2 separate regions of the Homo sapiens genome follow, and region 1 is linked to region 2. Evidence: chromatin loops called from intact Hi-C (ENCODE). Cell type or tissue: endothelial cell of umbilical vein. All regions are shown on one strand. Each heading gives the region's core, and the rest is flanking DNA. Links, peaks and the distances in the headings are about the cores only.

Region 1 (8,244 bases), core at 1,686-6,685, 100 kb before region 2:
TGAATTCATGCATTGCTTGGGTAATTAGAATGGATTTAACTTTTAAAACAAAAAAGCTGGCTGGGCACGGTGGCTCATGCCTATAATCCCAGCACTTTGGGAGGCCAAGGTGGGTGGATCATGAGGTCCAGAGATCGAGACCATCCTGGCCAACATGGTGAAAACCCGTCTCTACTAAAAATACAAAAATTTGCCTGGCATGGTGGCACATGCCTGTAATCCCAGCTACTCAGGAGGCTGAGGCAGGAGAATTGTTGAACCCAGGAGGTGGAGGTTGTAGTGAACCGAGATCACGCCACTGCTCTCCAGCCTGGCGACAGAGTGAGACTCTGTCTCAAAAAAAAAAAAAGCAAAAAAGCCATATACAGATTTGAATAAAAGAGTGATGGTGTTCATGAATGAGTGAAGGCTGAGCTCATCGCACCAGGCTTTGCTGCCTCTGCATGACCCTTGTAGCTAATGAGGTTAGTTCCTAAAAGGAATCTCACACGTGTTAGGCTGGGATGTGGCCCAGCATACCTCTCCCCTATTTCCTCACAACCCAGATTGGTGCTCAGCCACCCGGTTACCATACATGATTGAAGCTACAGGCTTCCTCAGGCGCTCCACTTACCAAGTAGACCTCATCAGGGCCCTGAAACTTTTATTTTTTTACTTTATTTTATTTTATTGTATTTTTTAAGAATAATAAGTAGCATAAAAAGCATCTGCTTCCCCAAAGCCCTTACTACACTGGGTTTATTATTTACTTGATGTTTTCTAAATCATCAGCAGTGCTGACATTTTTCTATTGGTCAAATATTTATCAAATGCCTAATAAATTCCCAAAAACTCACTGTGTCTTGTAAATAGGCATCATTTGTTCAAGGGGCAGCATGGCGAAGTGGTTAAGGGTATCACTTTGAAAGCCGGATTTCTATCTGTGAAAAGCTTTAGAGGCAGGCCTCCCATACTATTACAGTTTCCTGTAAAATTAAGTATGAGCTCTTCAGCTGTGGATCTGAGGCCTGCCACAATTCATTTCTACACACTTTTTTTTTCTCATTGATAATTATTCTCTAACATCTTTCAAATGGATCAAATTAATAATTTTTTGTTCCCTAACTATCTTTGAAAACGATGTCCAACAACTATATTGTAGTGTATGATACTCACTTCACCTAAAATGCCTTCTGTATCACCTGAAGGAAAAGTTTCAGTCTTTCCTTTTATGACCATCTCATATATCCCCTTCATCTGATCTTTCCAACCAAATAAGGATACTTTCTACTCTGAAAACTTCCTCTGCTTTATTTTTACCTCTTTTGGGGTGATTAAAATATTTTAGCTTTCATTATAAATAATTCTCTTACGAGATAGTTAACACTTTAAGGGAGTCTAACACTTTGCTTAGCACATAGGACAGATTTGATTTTTTTTCCAAAATAAATGATGAATTGACTGATCCATGTTCACACACCGAGGCCTCATTTCATCTGTGCTAAAAATGTGAAGTAGCAAATCCAGGAAATTTCCAGATAATTAAAAAAATTAATTGATTTTCTAGCAATTTCCTGACCAAAGCCTTGAAGAAACTACACTTCTTTTTTTTTTTCTTTTTTCTTTTTTTTTTTTTTGAGACACAGTCTGGCTCTGTTGCCCAGGCTGGAGTGCAGTGGCACAATTTTGGCTCACTGCAACCTTTGCCTCCTGGGTTCAAGGGATTCTCGTGTCTCGGCCTCCAGAGTAGCTGGGACTACAAGTGTGTGCACCACACCTAGCTAATTTTTTATAGTTTTAGTAGAGACAGAGTTTTGCCATGTTGGCCAGGCTGGTCTCGAACTCCTGATCTCAGGTGATCCACCCGTCTCGGCCTCCCAAAGTGCTGGGATTACAGGTGTAAGCCACCATTCCCAGCCTTCTCTTTTTTCTTAATCAATATTTGCCTCATTTTCTCTGTGGAAATGTGACTTTCATAGATCCCAGGGTTGAATCTCAAAGTGTTTGCCCCCAAGACCTTGATGTAATCGGACAAAAGGAAGAAACGCATCATTGGCTTCATTCCACTGTCTGGAGGGCTTAGCACTTTATATCCCTCAACCCTGGCCTCTGGTGTACTCTCCACAATTACTGGGCTCTTGTTTGTTGACCCCTCTCCAATGTATTTGACTTATTTTGGATTGATTGCGTCCCCCCTGCAACCCCTTCATTCCATTTTTTCTCCTCTTCTAATTTGGAAGTGATATTCTCTATGTTGATTGTTTTAAAGGAGTTATCCTAAATAATTAACAGGCATACTTAAAAAAATCTAAAGTTAATGTCTTTACCTTCTCCCCAAATAACACAAGGACCTTCAAAAATTTTAACTTCGACTACTGCCCTGAATTATATGCTGTTATAATCTCTCTTCTCTCTGACAATTGTTAAAAATCATCTCTTTATCTTTGGAGCTTTATAGTTTTAGCAATCTAAGCATGAATTTATTTTACTTATTCTGCTTGAAAACATTGGGCTTCCTGATTCTGAAAACTGGTATCTCTCAAAAGTTTAGAAAAAGCACCCATTTGCTATTTTATTATTGTCTATTTCCCCATAATCTTTTTCTTTCCTTCTTCCAGAACTCTAATTATGTTACGAAGTCTGACTTTGTCCTCAATTCCCTTTAGACTCTCTATACAATAGTTCCCCCTTCTCTGTGGTTTCACTTTCCATGTTCAGTTACTCACAGAACAGTACAATATATCTTAATATTTTGAAAGAGGCGAGGTGTGATGGCTCACACCTGTAATCCCAGCACTTTGGGAGGTTGAGGCAGGCGCATCACTTGAGGTAAGGAGTTCAAGACCAGCCTGGCCAACATAGTGAAATCTTTTCTCTACCAAAAACACAAAAATTAGCTGGGTGTGGTGGCATATGCCTATAATCCCAGCTACTTGGGAGGCTGAGGCATGAGAATCACTTGAACCCTAGAGGCAGAAGTTGCAGTGAGCCCAGATTGTGCCACTGCACTCCAGCCTGGGCAACAGAGTGAGATTCTGTCTCAAAAACCAAGAAAAAAAAGATATTTTGAAAGAGAGGGAAAGACCACATTCACATAATTTTTATTATAGTATATTGTTACAATTGTTCTGTTTTATTTTTAGTTATTGGTGTTAATCTCTTACTGTGCCCAATTTATAAATTAAACTTTATCATAGGTACATATGTATAGGAAAAAACAGTCTTATATATGTAAGATTTAGTACTATTTGCAGTTTCAGGCTTCCACTGGGGGGTCTTAGAACATATTCCCCTCAGATAAAGGGGGACTACTGTATTTTCCAACTCTTTGTTTCTCTGAGCGTAATTTTAAACAAGCCCATTAAATGTTTCCTCCAGTTCACTAATCCTTTCTTCAGCTTTGTCTAATATGCTATTTCTCCAGCTTTTGAATTTTGAACTTCAGGTATTATATTTTTCATTCCTAGGCCATCCATTTGGTTCTTTTTCAAATCTACTTGAATTTTTTCTAGTCTATTGTTCCTGTTTGCAGGTTTTTACTTCTTTAAACATACTAACCACATTATTTTCTAGTCTATATTTGATCATTCTAATATCTGAAATCTTTGCATATTTTATTATAATAACCTTTCTGGCTTTCTTTCTGGTTCATACTTACATTACCTTTATTTCTTATATGTTTTGTGTTTTTTTTTTTTCATTGTGAGCTTGTATTCGATCTTTATCTGAGGAAATTCTTTGAAGCCTGGTTTGAAGTTGCATTCCTCCAAAAAGAATATCGTTTTATTTGTGTCACCAGGGGGCACTATTAACCTGGAACAACTTAAATTCCTTACTTGGCGTTTCATACTACATTGGTAGGGTTGCCAAATAGAATACAGGGCATCCAGTTATGTTTACATTTCAAATAAACAAGAAATTATTTTTTGTGCAATATTTGGGACATACTTATACTAAAAAGTATTCATTGTTTATCTGAATTCAAGTTTAACTACGGATGCTCTATTTTTATTTGCTAAATTTTGCAGCGCTATGCATCACTAGCTTGAATCTGGCTTTAGACCCACATAAGCACTTGGTTGAGTTTATGAATTCTCAGAGAATTTTTTTTCCTCTTCTCCCAGGGCAAAAGTTGAGAGAGGCAAGTTTTCAATGTCTTCTTCTTTAGATAGACATATTTCTTGCTCACTTGTATACTGAGAGTGTTGCCATTAGAAACTTAGCTCTATGCAGGGATCACCTATTAGATTCCTCACCATAGGCCGATCTGTTATCCTCTGCATACCATTTCTCAAAATGTAAATTCAAGGTCCCTTAGGTTGACCCTTAGGGTGAAAACGTGCCTCAGAAATCATTTACCTTTCAGGAGTCTTTTCTTTTCTTTTTTTCTTTGTTGTTGTTTCCATAGATTCCTTACAGTTTTGCCTGCTATATAAAAGCATTTAACATATTATTTATATAGTATATTCAGTACTTGGAGGTTTTTTCAGGCGGCCAGTAGGAGAGAAGGTATTGGGAGTGGGGCCATTCAGAGTATCTCAAATGCTATTCCATCAGAACTAGATATCCTTCAATCCATTCCTGCTGAATCTGCCTTCTGGTATTCTTGGTGTCTCCTTGAAGTTACAGTGTTCCACAACAGTACGTGGGTCTATTCCAGAGTAGTTAGTATCGTGTGTCTTTGCTTTCATACTCTGCAAAAACTGGTGATCTCTCCAGTGACAGAGTACAAGACCTTGCTCTAAGCTCAATCTAATGACTTGGGCATGGTACCACATTAATTTCCTACCAGTGCTCTTTCTCTGAGGCTAGAATCTAGTTCCCTGTGACCTAAATTCTTGGGGAGTTCTACAGTGTATTAATCTAATGCTGCCACCACCACTACCTCAATACCTCAGCATGTCTTCTGAGTTAGTCCTCAGGAATCCCATTCAAACTGGTGTGTCTTAACTACAGTTTCTGGAAACACACCTAAGATTCCACATGGGATTAGCCTTAGATTAGTTTTTTAGTTTCTTTTAGGAAGATCAGTTTTCAGATCAGGATTAGATTCCACTGGGCAACTCTACCTTCATGGGTGAGTGACTAGCAGCTTCTTCCTCGTCCCTATCAGTCCCAGTGTCAGAGGTTTAGTTTGTCTTTCTTCCAGGCCCACCCAGCACAATACACCTTCAGTGGTGTGCTAGAGCTGGCTTATACCAGATTGCAAGAGTCAACTTTTAAACTTTCAGGAATCTTGAGTGCTGGTTATTAAGTCCAGCTATTATTAAAAATTAAATTAGGGAGACATAATCAAATAAATTATATTTAAAACAATGGTAACTATAAAACTCTTAGAAGAAAACATAGGAGTTAATCTCTCTGCTTTGGATTAGGCAATGATTTTTTAAATACGACATGACATCAAAAGTGCAAACCACAAAAGAAAAATTAAATAGGCCGGGCGCAATGGCTCATGCCTATAATCCCAGCACTTTGGGAGGCTGAGGTGGGCAGATTACTTCAGGTCGGGAGTTCGAGACCAGCCTGACCAACATGGAGAAACCCCACCTCTACTAAAAATACAAAAATTAGCTCGGTATGGTGGCGCATGCCTGTAATCCCAGCTACTCAGGAGGCTGAAGCAGGAGAATCGCCTGAACCCAGGAGGTGGAGATTGCAGTGAGCCGAGATTGCGCCATTGCACTCCAGCCTAGGCAACAAAAGCAAAACTCCATCTCAAAAAAATATAACTAAAACTAAAATAAATACATAAATCAAAATTTAAAAGTTTCATGCTTCAAAGGACACTATCAAGAAAGTGAAAGTACAGCCGATATAATGGGAGAAAATATTTGCAAATCATACAAGGGCCTTCAAAAAGTTCATGGAAAATGCATATTATGAAAACATTATGCATGGATTTCAAGTTGTTTTTGCACCAAAATAAACTCATACTAACTTGTTATAAAATATCTGAAGAGGATCTACATTGGGACACTAAGAAGGCTAAGACATCAGTTTGAAAAGAGCTTCTATCAGAGCAATATGACTTCTGCTAAAATTGAAGCAAGAATAAACATCAAATTTATGGTGAAATTTTGGTGAGAGAATGGTGAAATCATTAATGATTTACAAAAAGTTAACGAGAACAATTTCCCAAAGAAATCAGCAGTTTACAAATGGATAACTTGGTTTAAGAAGGGATGAGACAATTTTAAAGAAAAAGCCTACAGTGGGAGACCATCACATCAATTTTCAAGGAAAAAAATTAATCTTGCTCTTGCCCTATCTGAAGAGGATTGACAAATAACAGCAGAAACAATATCAATACCATAGGCATCTCAATTGGTTCAGCTTACATGCTCCTGATTGAAAAATTAAAGTTGAGGGCTCAGTGGCTCATGCCTATAATCAAAGTGCTTTGGAAGCCCGAGTGGAAGCATTGTTTGAGGCCAGGAGCTTGAGACCAACTTGGGCAACATGGTGAGAACTCATTGCTACAAAAACAATTTTTTTTTTTTTTTTTTTTTGAGACGGAGCCTCCCTCTGTCACCCAGGCTGGAGTGCAGTGCGCAATCTTGGCTCACTGCAATCTCTGCCTCCTGGGTTCAAGCGATTCTCCTGCCTCAGCCCCCTGAGTAGCTGGGATTACATGTGCCTGCCACCACACCTGGCTATTTTTTTTGTTTTTTGTGTTTTTAGGAGAGATGGGGTTTCACCATATTGTCCAGGCTGGTCTCGAACCCCTGACCTCAAGTGATCCACCCGTCTCAGCCTCCCAAAGTGCTGGGATTACAGGCGTAAGCCACCACACCCGGACAATCTCCTACTGGCTTTTATTAGTTGTACGTCTTTATGCTGTTTTTACCCAGTCTAAATTTTACAGATAAAACTTGTCTGAGTTCAGTGGCTTACACCTATAATCCCAGCACTTTAGGAGGCCAAGATGGGCGGATCACTTGAGGTCAGGAGTTCAAGACCAGCCTGGCCAACATGGTGAAACCCCGTCTCTACTAAAAATACAAAAAAAAATTTAGCTGGGGGTGGTGTCAGCGACCTGTAATCCCAGCTACTCAGGAGGCTGAGGCAGGAGAATTCCTTGAACCTGGGAGGCAGAGGTTGCAGTGAGCCCAGATCACACCACTGCACTCTAGCCTGAGCAACAGAGTGAGACTCCGTCTCAAAAAAAAAAAATAATAAAATTAGCTAGGTGTTGTAGCACACACCTATAGTCCCAGCTACTCTGGAGGCTGAGGTAAGAGGATTACTGGAGCCCAGGAGGTTGAGATTACAGAGAGCTAAGATTGTACCACTGCACTCCAGCCTGGGTAACAGCGTGAGACCCTGTCTCTATAACTAAACAAAGCAAAACAAAAAAGCCTTTAAAAGGCATCCATTTTTCTTCAGTTAATAATGTAAGAAAAACTACATTGACATAGTTAAATTCTCAGGAATCTCAATTATTTAGAGATGGACTAAATAAGTGGCTGGTGTTTTGGCTTCCAAAAGTGTCTTGACTTTGATGGAGCTGATGTTGAGAAATAATGTTTATATTTATCATTTTTATCTTTTAATTCCATTTTTCCACGAACTTTTTATTTTTATTTTTTTTGAGACGGAGTCTTGCTTTGTCACCCAAGCTGGAGTGCAGTGGCGCGATCTCAGCTCACTGCAAGCTCCACCTCCCGGGTTCACACCATTCTGCCTCAGCCTCCCGAGTAGCTGGGACTACAGGCACTCACCACCATGCCCGGCAAATTTTTGTATTTTTAGTAGAGACGGAGTTTCACCATGTTAGCCAAGATGGTCTCGATCTCCTGACCTTGTGATCTGCCCGCCTCGGCCTCCGAAAGTGCTGGGATTACAGGCGTGAGCCACTGTGCCCGGCTCCACGAACTTTTTGAAGTCCCCTTTTATATCTGATAGAAACGTATATCCAGGATGTATATAAAAACCTCCTATAATTCAATAATAATACAAAATCCGATTAAAAAACAGATAAAGGATTTTGGGTACAGTGGCTCATGCTTGTAGTCCCAACATTTTGGGAGGCTGAGGCAGGCAGATAACCTGACATCAGAAGTTCGAGACCAGCCTGCATGGTGAAACCCCGTCTCTACTAAAAATACAAAAATTAGCTCAGCATGATGACATGCACTTGTAGTCCCAGGTACTCAGGGGGTTGAGGCAGGAGAATCACTTGAACACCGAGTGGCAGGCACTAGGTTGGCTATAATTTTAAAAGACAGACAATAAAAAATGCTGGCAAGGGTGTGGGGAAAT
Region 2 (8,244 bases), core at 1,313-6,312:
GGTGAGAGCCTAAGTTGGCATAACCATCTTGGAGAACAGTTTGGCAGTGTAAAACTGACCATACCATACTAGCTAGCAATTGCACTAGGTATGAACTCTTGAGATTCCTGTACCTGTAGGTGAAGGGAAACTCAGAAGGCATGCTTATTGACACATTGATAATAGCAAAACTTTGGAACCAACCTATCCTTCAATTAGGAAAAATAAAGTATATTTTATAATGAAGTACTGTATAGGAGTTAAAATGAGTGAGCTGCATATGAACTACATAGAGCTACATATATTAACATAATGTACTAAAATACAAAAAAACTGTGAATATGGTGAGAATTTATATAAAATATGAAAACAATAATGAAACTATGTGAAGTACTGTTATCATCCATTGAGAGATGTGCAAACTCTGATAAATGATTTCTACTCATCAGTGAATTTTCTGGAAGCCTAAAAATTGATTTTTAAAATCCAGCCAATGTTAGTTTGTTTTATTCCCAACAAGGTTTTACTTGCTGGGATACTGAAACCACTGAGCTGCTCCTAGTCCAGTGGTATAATGTTAAAATGTAAAACACTTTGCAAAACATGTTTATGTATATTTTTATTTAAGTATTCTAATAACTTTATGAGATAATATGACAGGTAGGATTTTTATTGTAACTCAAATTAAGTGATGGTAGTTGGACTTGAACTTACCATTTCCGATGCCTAGTTTAGTTCTTTTTATAATAGTTTCATAGTGTTTTTCCAACACACAATTTAATGTCTAGGTATACTTCATTTATGCAGCAGATTTATTGCTGAAAAAGTCATGTGCAAATAAGTGTTTAGAACAAGTGTTATTTTAAATGTAACTATAGTGGCTTTCTAATTTAAGAGACCCAGTGGTGAGTCTCTTAAAGTAAATAATGGCTTACTAATTTATTGCCAGGTTTTTTTTTTGTGTGCGAATATAGTAGTGCTTTTTTTTTTTCTTTTAGAGACAGAGAGTCTCCCTATGTCACCCAGGCTGGAGTTCAGTGGCATGATCTCAGCTCACTGCAACCTCTGCCTCCCGGGCTCCAGTGATTCTCGTGCCTCAGCCTCCCGAGTAGCTGGGATTACAGGCACATGCCATCACCTTAGTATGTACAGGAATCATCCTGGGAATTTATGAAAAACACAGATTTTCTGACCCCCTTGTTTCTCTCTGTTATTATGTTGGTTTGTTAAGGGCTGTGAGTTTTTCCCATTCATTTTGGTATTCTCTACAGTGACCAGCCTGGTGGAGTGTGTGTGTGTGTGTGTGTGTGTGTGTGTGTGTGTGTGTGTGTTTCCTTATTAAATGCTTAATAAATATTTGCAGGATGATTTCAGGAAGAGCTTTCCAGAAGCGAATACCTGAACAAAATGAATACTGTGTTAATTGTGGATGGAGAATACTAGAAATAATTCAATGCTGTTTCTAGTGTGTGCTGAAATTGGTTTTCAGTTAAGCTGTTAAGCATTATTTTTGAAACATTCTTTTTACTGGAAAGATCATTTAAAAACATGATTATTTTAAAATTCCACAGAATAATTTTGCTGGAAAAGGTATAACAGAAAATAACTGAATGGAAAAAAATCACGTTGTTTCAAACAATTATCCCAAGCCAGCTTGGAAGTTACAGTTCTCTTCTCATAGAAGATTTCTTTAGCCACAAGCTACTGGGAATTGTTCAGCCCATTGGCAGCTACACAGAACATTGCCCTTTTCACCCTGTCCAGCACACAAACCTAGACGATTCATAGCTGGAACCTATCTTCAAGAAAGTGATGGCTTTATTGAAGCCAAATGTCCAGACTTTTTCATTTAGACACATGAAGGACCTTCAGTGCTTTTGCCATATAAAAGTGAACCACAGAGACATTCTTAAAAACAACACCCGGAAGCAAATAAAACACCTGAACTTACTGTGTGCAAATTACAGATGCAGACATAGCCTATTTGGCAGTAAGTACATCTCTCTGTCTAGCTCACTCTATCCCTCTTCAGTACTAGCTGTGTGCTTTTTAATATAGTAACTGTACAATAAATATTAGTTGAATGTAGGTGGAAGTAGGATGAGAATGAACAGAAATCAGTGACCAATTCTGTATTTTTCATCTCTTTTGTTTTTTAGAAGAGTCCAGTTTTGTTTTAAGATGAGTGTTCTAATAGGGTGAATTTAAAAATGTAACAGTAGTAAAGAGATTCCTTAATTGCTCATTTAGTTTGATTTGAAGTAAATCTTCCCCAGGCTGAAGTTTTCTACTGTGGGCCAGGAAACCCATGTTTAAACTGTGAACTCGAGTGCTTTATCTTCTTATGCCAGACCTCTGGATAACGTTGGCCTAGTTGTTCTGTTGTTGTTTACTTATTCGAAAGTTATTCTTGTGAAGATGTGGACCATTAACTCAAGAAATCTCTGTTTTTACTTTTTGGTGATTGTCTTACAGGCTATTTTATGATAGTGGTGAACAGCACACAAAACTCCTTCAGACCCTCCCAAGTGAGTTTCCAACACAGACTCTTTCTTCTTGCTCTTTCCACAGATGCTTTCTCATAAGTAGTATCGATTACAGATGTACTTTGATGATGCTGATAAGCTGATAAACAATAATGTGAAATCTCTTTGATATTCTGTTTTGTTTATGGAGATGAAAGATAGCCTGGTTTACCAACATTTTCTTAAGGCAAGCAGGGAATGAAAGCATGTTTACAGTTGGTTCCTGCTCCACTGTGCAGTTTATTTAAGTTGGAAAAATTACCTAAAATAACAAGATGTGCCTTTTGTACCTAGATATAGGCAAGCAGGTCTCTTTACCTACCAGACACCCAAACATTTTCCTTTGAATTTCTATTTTGAATTCCTTGGTTTGCTTTCCGGATTTCTTCCCTGTGTAATCTATAGGATTTATTATGCTGGAATAATTTAAATTCAGAAAAGAAGTTCTGAATTTGAGCATATTTTACATTAGTGTTTATGTTGGACTCTGACTGAAAAATACTCTTTTATCTTCTCTTGAATCAAAGTGTAATGGGTCTTGTGTAATTGAATCGAGGTTCCTTTGCTTATTGTTTTTGTGTATGGGGTTTTTGGACAGTTTCTGAAATTGTACCCTTTTGGAGAGGTTGCCTTTGCGTCATTGTTGGAACTTGTTTGCAGTTGCAAGTCATTTTTGGAGACAGAAAACGTCCCTTGGAAAATATTGTGCTGATTTTTCTTTTTACACAATCTATGAATTGTGGAGCTTGGGTCACAGATTGAATTTTGGCATTCAACTCTCCCAGGACAGGGTAGTATCCAGCTTCATTTTGTGAGTGATTACAGATGCCTTTTTACCATTTGGACTTCCTTGTGTTCTAAATAAATGACCAGTCTGTGAAATTTTAAGCCAAATGGGATACAAAGGGATTCCTGGTTTTTAAAGGGTCATCTTTAATTTTGCATTTAAAAGGCAGCATTGGCTTCATTTTTAGAAATTAAATACGTTATAGCTGTTGCATAATTTACCACCTCCTACCCTCACCTCCCCTTAAATAACTGAAGGAGAAAAATGTGGGTTGATTTTGTATACTTGAATAAGAAATGTGAGAAGAACTTCGGCTTCATCCTGTGACTTGCTCAGATGTCTTTATGTGATCCATAGTATTGTAGAAAAACCTCAGATTCAAATGAAAGATATGGTGAGTGAGTGGGCTGCCTGAGTTTTTTTTTTTTTTTTAATCACACCTATTTTAACTATTTATTTGAAACATGGCAAGTTGAGAATAGTGGGACACCAAGGCACAATTAAGCATCAGGAAATAGCTTCACGTGTTGCCCATTGCATCCTGGACGATTTGGATATAAAACAGAAACAGCTGTGATTCCGAATGTCCTATAAATTTCAAATGTTGGTGTGGCACACTTTATGAGCTGATTTAATAAATAACTTTGCCCGTATGTCTTTGGTGACTTGCTTTCAATTTTCTTTACAAAAATGCAAAATATATGGGGCCCTTTCTTAATGCTAAATGAAAAATTGTGTGCATTTGGCTCTATAAAGCAAAGTAGCCTTGAGATATGGGCTTGCCTAGAAATTGACTACATTTTTGTGGGAGAACGGGTGAAAAGGGCAGTTTCCTGTGTTGCTGCCAAAAGGTCTGAACAATCTGTAGTAGCTTGTGGCTGGAAAACAACTTCTGTGAGGCAAAAACAGCAACTCTAAACTGGCTCTGGATATGTGTGAGAAAATACTCTTTTTTCTACTTGATTATTAGGCTTCATAGAAAATTTCTTTTATAAAGTGAATTTTTAATCTCAACCCCTTGAAAATGGTATTTTAGCTGATTTGGATAAAAGTCTGGGGAAATATATTTGGAGTGAGTGCAAGTGGGAAATAATGTGATACTTAAAAAAAAAGTAGCATTTATATTTTGCTTTTATTATAGCCATGTGCTTGGTTGGTAATCCATGTTTTTCTCCTGCCTTTAGAGTGAAGTAAATTTTGGCATCTTAGGCATGTATTTTACAGGATTGGGTCTTATATATATATATTTTTTTTTTTCTTTAGTTAACTGATTAGAAGTGTGTTTTCTTCTTAGTTCCTCTTGGGCAATGTCTTCCATTTTGTAGTAAAAACATGTTTACAAAATAATATGTGTAACTACTGGTAATTGCCATTTATTAGTACTTACAGTGTGCCAGGCACTGTGCTCATGTTCTTACATTGGTTACACCTTTTACTTCTCTGGATAGGGGAAATAGCTTAGAGAGGGTGTCATGTAGTTAGAAGATAGTTGGAACCGGGATTTGGAGTCCTGTCTATGTGTTGCTAATTATTATTAATACAAAATAGTTACTATTACAAATGTTCATTTTGTAGAATCAAATCAGTTAAAGAAGATTCTTGTAGAATGGGCTTGGATATGTGGAATGAAGATAGAGTTGGTTTGACTTGGTTTTAATGTTTTTACTAAACTCTTTCTTTGTTGCACTTCCGCCATGCCTGAGCACCTGTGTACCTAATCATTTAATGTAATTTTGTGGTCTCAGTTAGCAATTAGCATCACATACACTCAATCATGTTTTTATTTAAATGCTGCAGACTTTGCTTTGCTTTACTTTGTTGGACTTAATTTTCATTTTTTTTCCCTCTTCTATTGGGGATATCTATTGGCTTTTCATTAAAATGCAGGCAGTAGACCAATATGGCATAATCTTTTTCTCATCTCAATATTTTGTCCTATTCATCAACATCAGTTTCTTCTTCATTGTATAGTTAATAAGTAGCCTGATGTTCATCATCTAGTATGGTGGTTCCCAGCCCAGGTGATGTTCCGTAGGGGACATTTTTTATTTCCACAACTTGAAGGTGTGCTAGTGGTATCTAGTATGTGGTAGCCCGCCATGCTGCTAAACATCCTACAGTTCACAGGGACAGCTCCTCACAATAAAATGTTGGTAGTGCGGAGGTTGAGAAACCCTGACTTAGCTAACACAGGGCCCAGGCTAAATCTAATCCGTTAGAAGCTCTGACTTCATGAGATTTTTTTTCATAACAAAACAACTCAGTAGTAACTAGGGAAGCTCCCCCCGCCCCCATCTAGAGTCTCCCTCAGTTGCCCAGCCTGGAGTGCAGTGACTCAGTCTCGGCTCACTGCAGACTCTGCCTCCTGGGTTAAAGTGATTCTCATGCCTCAGCCTCCCGAGTAGCTGGGACTACAGGTGCGTGCCACCACGCCCAGCTAATTTTTGTATTTTTAGTAGAGATGGGGTATTGCCATGTTGGCCAGGCTGGTCTTGAACTCCTGACCTCAAGTGAGCCACCTGCCTTGGTCTCCCAAAGTGCTGGATTATAGGCTTGAGCCACTGTGCTTGGCCTGGAAAGTTGTTCTCTTCTAGAGGTGGAGGAAGAGGATATCCATCTGTTTTCTCACCCAGTCCTAACTTAGCACCCATTTACTGTACACTGGATTCTCTTTCACTTGCTTCCTGTCTTCACCCCTACTTAGGGGAGGTCACCCTTTAAACTGTTACCTGCCATTCTATTAGCCACGGTAGTCGACTGCCTATTAAGAGTGGTACCTGAACTACCTTGGCTTGGGGTGGGAGAGAAGCCAAAGAATGAAAGGAATACCCATCAAAGATATATTTCACTTAAGACAGTTTTGGCTTGAATGAAGGTCCTAGTCTGCCTCTCAGAATTATACTGAGTACCAGAGAATGCAGTTGTGATTAAGACATAAGTTTGAAGTACATGTCTATAGAGTCAAGTGTTGATTTGTAAATAGAAAGCCGAAATACAATGGTTACATGGAATTTTCAGAAGATCTTGAAGAAACTTCTCAGTTAATATCTACAAAATATCCACCTTGTTAGTGGAAAAATGGACTGATTTATTACCTCAGAAGTTCTTGGGCCTACCGTTTGTAATTTTGACTAAATTTGAAAAGTTGAAAAGAGCAACTTGTAGTGGTCTTTTATGCTTGATGCCTTTGCAGGTACTTGGGAATCTGTACCTCCTTTCTTCCCTCCATCCTTTATGAATGGCTCCAGTTTTATCCTACTTCATCCTCTATTCTTATGCTACTTTGCATATGGCTTTCTGTAGATAGTTCTCAGAATGGATTGTGATTATGCACTTACTCCCTGTGTCCCTTACTAGGCTATGAGGTCCTGGCACAGTGCTGATTACATAATAGCCAGTCGCTAAATTTTGAGTGAATGAATGGTAGAGGAGAAAAAGAAGCAAACATCTTAGCAGTCTTAACACTGGATCAGGGAAAATGGTCTGTAGGCTGATGAAAAGTCAGGGTGCTGAGGAGGCTCTTGAGTAAGTGAAGGTAGGAATTGTTGCCTTAGCTTGATCATCTTGGTGCTGTGCACGTTCCTTTTTGATGCTGGAGGTCTGGATGAGTGAGGCTAGGAGGCTGGCAGGCTAGTGTGTGGTCTTGGCTATATCTGCAGGTCCAGGAGGTGTTAATGTTTTTCACCTGAGGTTGCTCCAAGCTGAAGAATGATCTGCCTATTTGCTGGTATATGGATTTACACACTCAAATCTGATGTTTTTAAAAAATTGATGATTTAATTCTGGCCAGGTGCAGTGGCTCACGCCTGTAATTCCAGCACATTGGGAGGCTGAGGTGGGAGGATCACTTGAGGTCAGGAGTTCGAGACCAGCCTGGCCAACATGGTGAAACCCCGTCTCTACTAAAAATACAAAAATTAGCTGGGCATGGTGGTGTGTACCCATAATCCCAGCTACTTGGGAGGCTGAGACACGAGAATTACCTGAACCCAGGAGGCAGAGGTTGCAGTGAGCCGAGATTGCACCACTGTACTCCAGCCTGGGTGACAGTGTGAAACTGCGTTTCAAAAAAAAAAAAAAAATTAATTAATTCTTTATTTCTATCAGGAAGAAAGGAGTTGCAAAGCAATAGAAATGGCCCTTGATGTCCAGCAGTGATTGTACAATGACAGCACTCTTGTAGCACCTGGAATTCTGGGCAGTGCTTCTTACTCTGTCTTTGGGCAGACATGCTTCCTTAGCCTTCACTTCTACTGGCCCTTGAATTTGAAGAAACACAGCTCCATTTTACTCTGGGGTTTATATGCTTATGTGCATTAGTGTTACCATTAGTGACTTGGGTTAGAATAAATAGTAACTCTATAATGTAAATGTTTTGTTTTTGTTGAATTACATGAAAGCATTAATTAGACACTTGAATTCAATCTAGAGATAATTGTGGGAAAAGCTGTTTCTTTCAGCGAAAGGCCCACTAACAGAGCATTGGTGCTTATCACTTGTGGCCATGTCACTGGACTTGTCCCTGGCAAATTGAACATGCCTGATTGCACAGATGTTTGCATGGTTGAACAAATTATATTTGGACAATAAACTGTTAGGCCCATCAGTGATTACGGTGGCAGAACATAGTTGCATATGGACTGATTTGGTAAGAGAATTAAGAGAGAATATTACCAAACATTTTCATAAAAGGGGAGAAAACAAAAGCACTCTCTGAAAGTAAATTTTCCTGTATTTAATGGTTATGTGGCCTTCAACTTATTAATATTACTGGGGCAGATTTACCTTTTTTTTCTAAATGACTAGTTTGGTTTTTTTTTTTTGGTGGGGGTGGGTGACAGTTTGTTAAACAGAGTTTAGATTTTTCCTATTGGAGGATAGCTGTGGTTGGATTATGGCTGGGAATATGGGAACATCCAGTTACCAGTGTTACATCTTTTTAAGTCTATAATT

The links. Hi-C counts contacts between places; a loop is a spot of excess contacts. Peaks named below come from ENCODE experiments on the same cell type or tissue, not always from the same donor. Only the 100,000 strongest peaks of a DNase experiment are listed, where the experiment ranks them.
Region 1: a loop joins it to region 2, with 2.0 times the contacts of the local background. A loop is called at or near these places in 2 of 110 quality-filtered maps.

Annotation. Positions count from the first base shown.
Region 1 is chr6:131,112,499-131,120,742 of GRCh38, reverse strand. All of the region lies in intron 2 of LOC102723445 (a long non-coding RNA gene), which reads left to right. Among named protein-coding and RNA genes, the nearest start is that of AKAP7, 19 kb to the left of the region's middle. In endothelial cell of umbilical vein, for the core only: CTCF peaks have their summits at 3,568 and 3,773 (motif pointing right); a DNase peak (open chromatin) is centred at 3,812.
Region 2 is chr6:131,009,544-131,017,787 of GRCh38, reverse strand. All of the region lies in intron 1 of EPB41L2 (erythrocyte membrane protein band 4.1 like 2), which reads left to right. Among named protein-coding and RNA genes, the nearest start is that of EPB41L2, 50 kb to the left of the region's middle. RefSeq lists an enhancer at 1,605-1,774. In endothelial cell of umbilical vein, for the core only: no CTCF peak of the experiment used is centred there; DNase peaks (open chromatin) are centred at 1,747, 2,387 and 4,117; H3K27ac peaks cover 2,431 bases.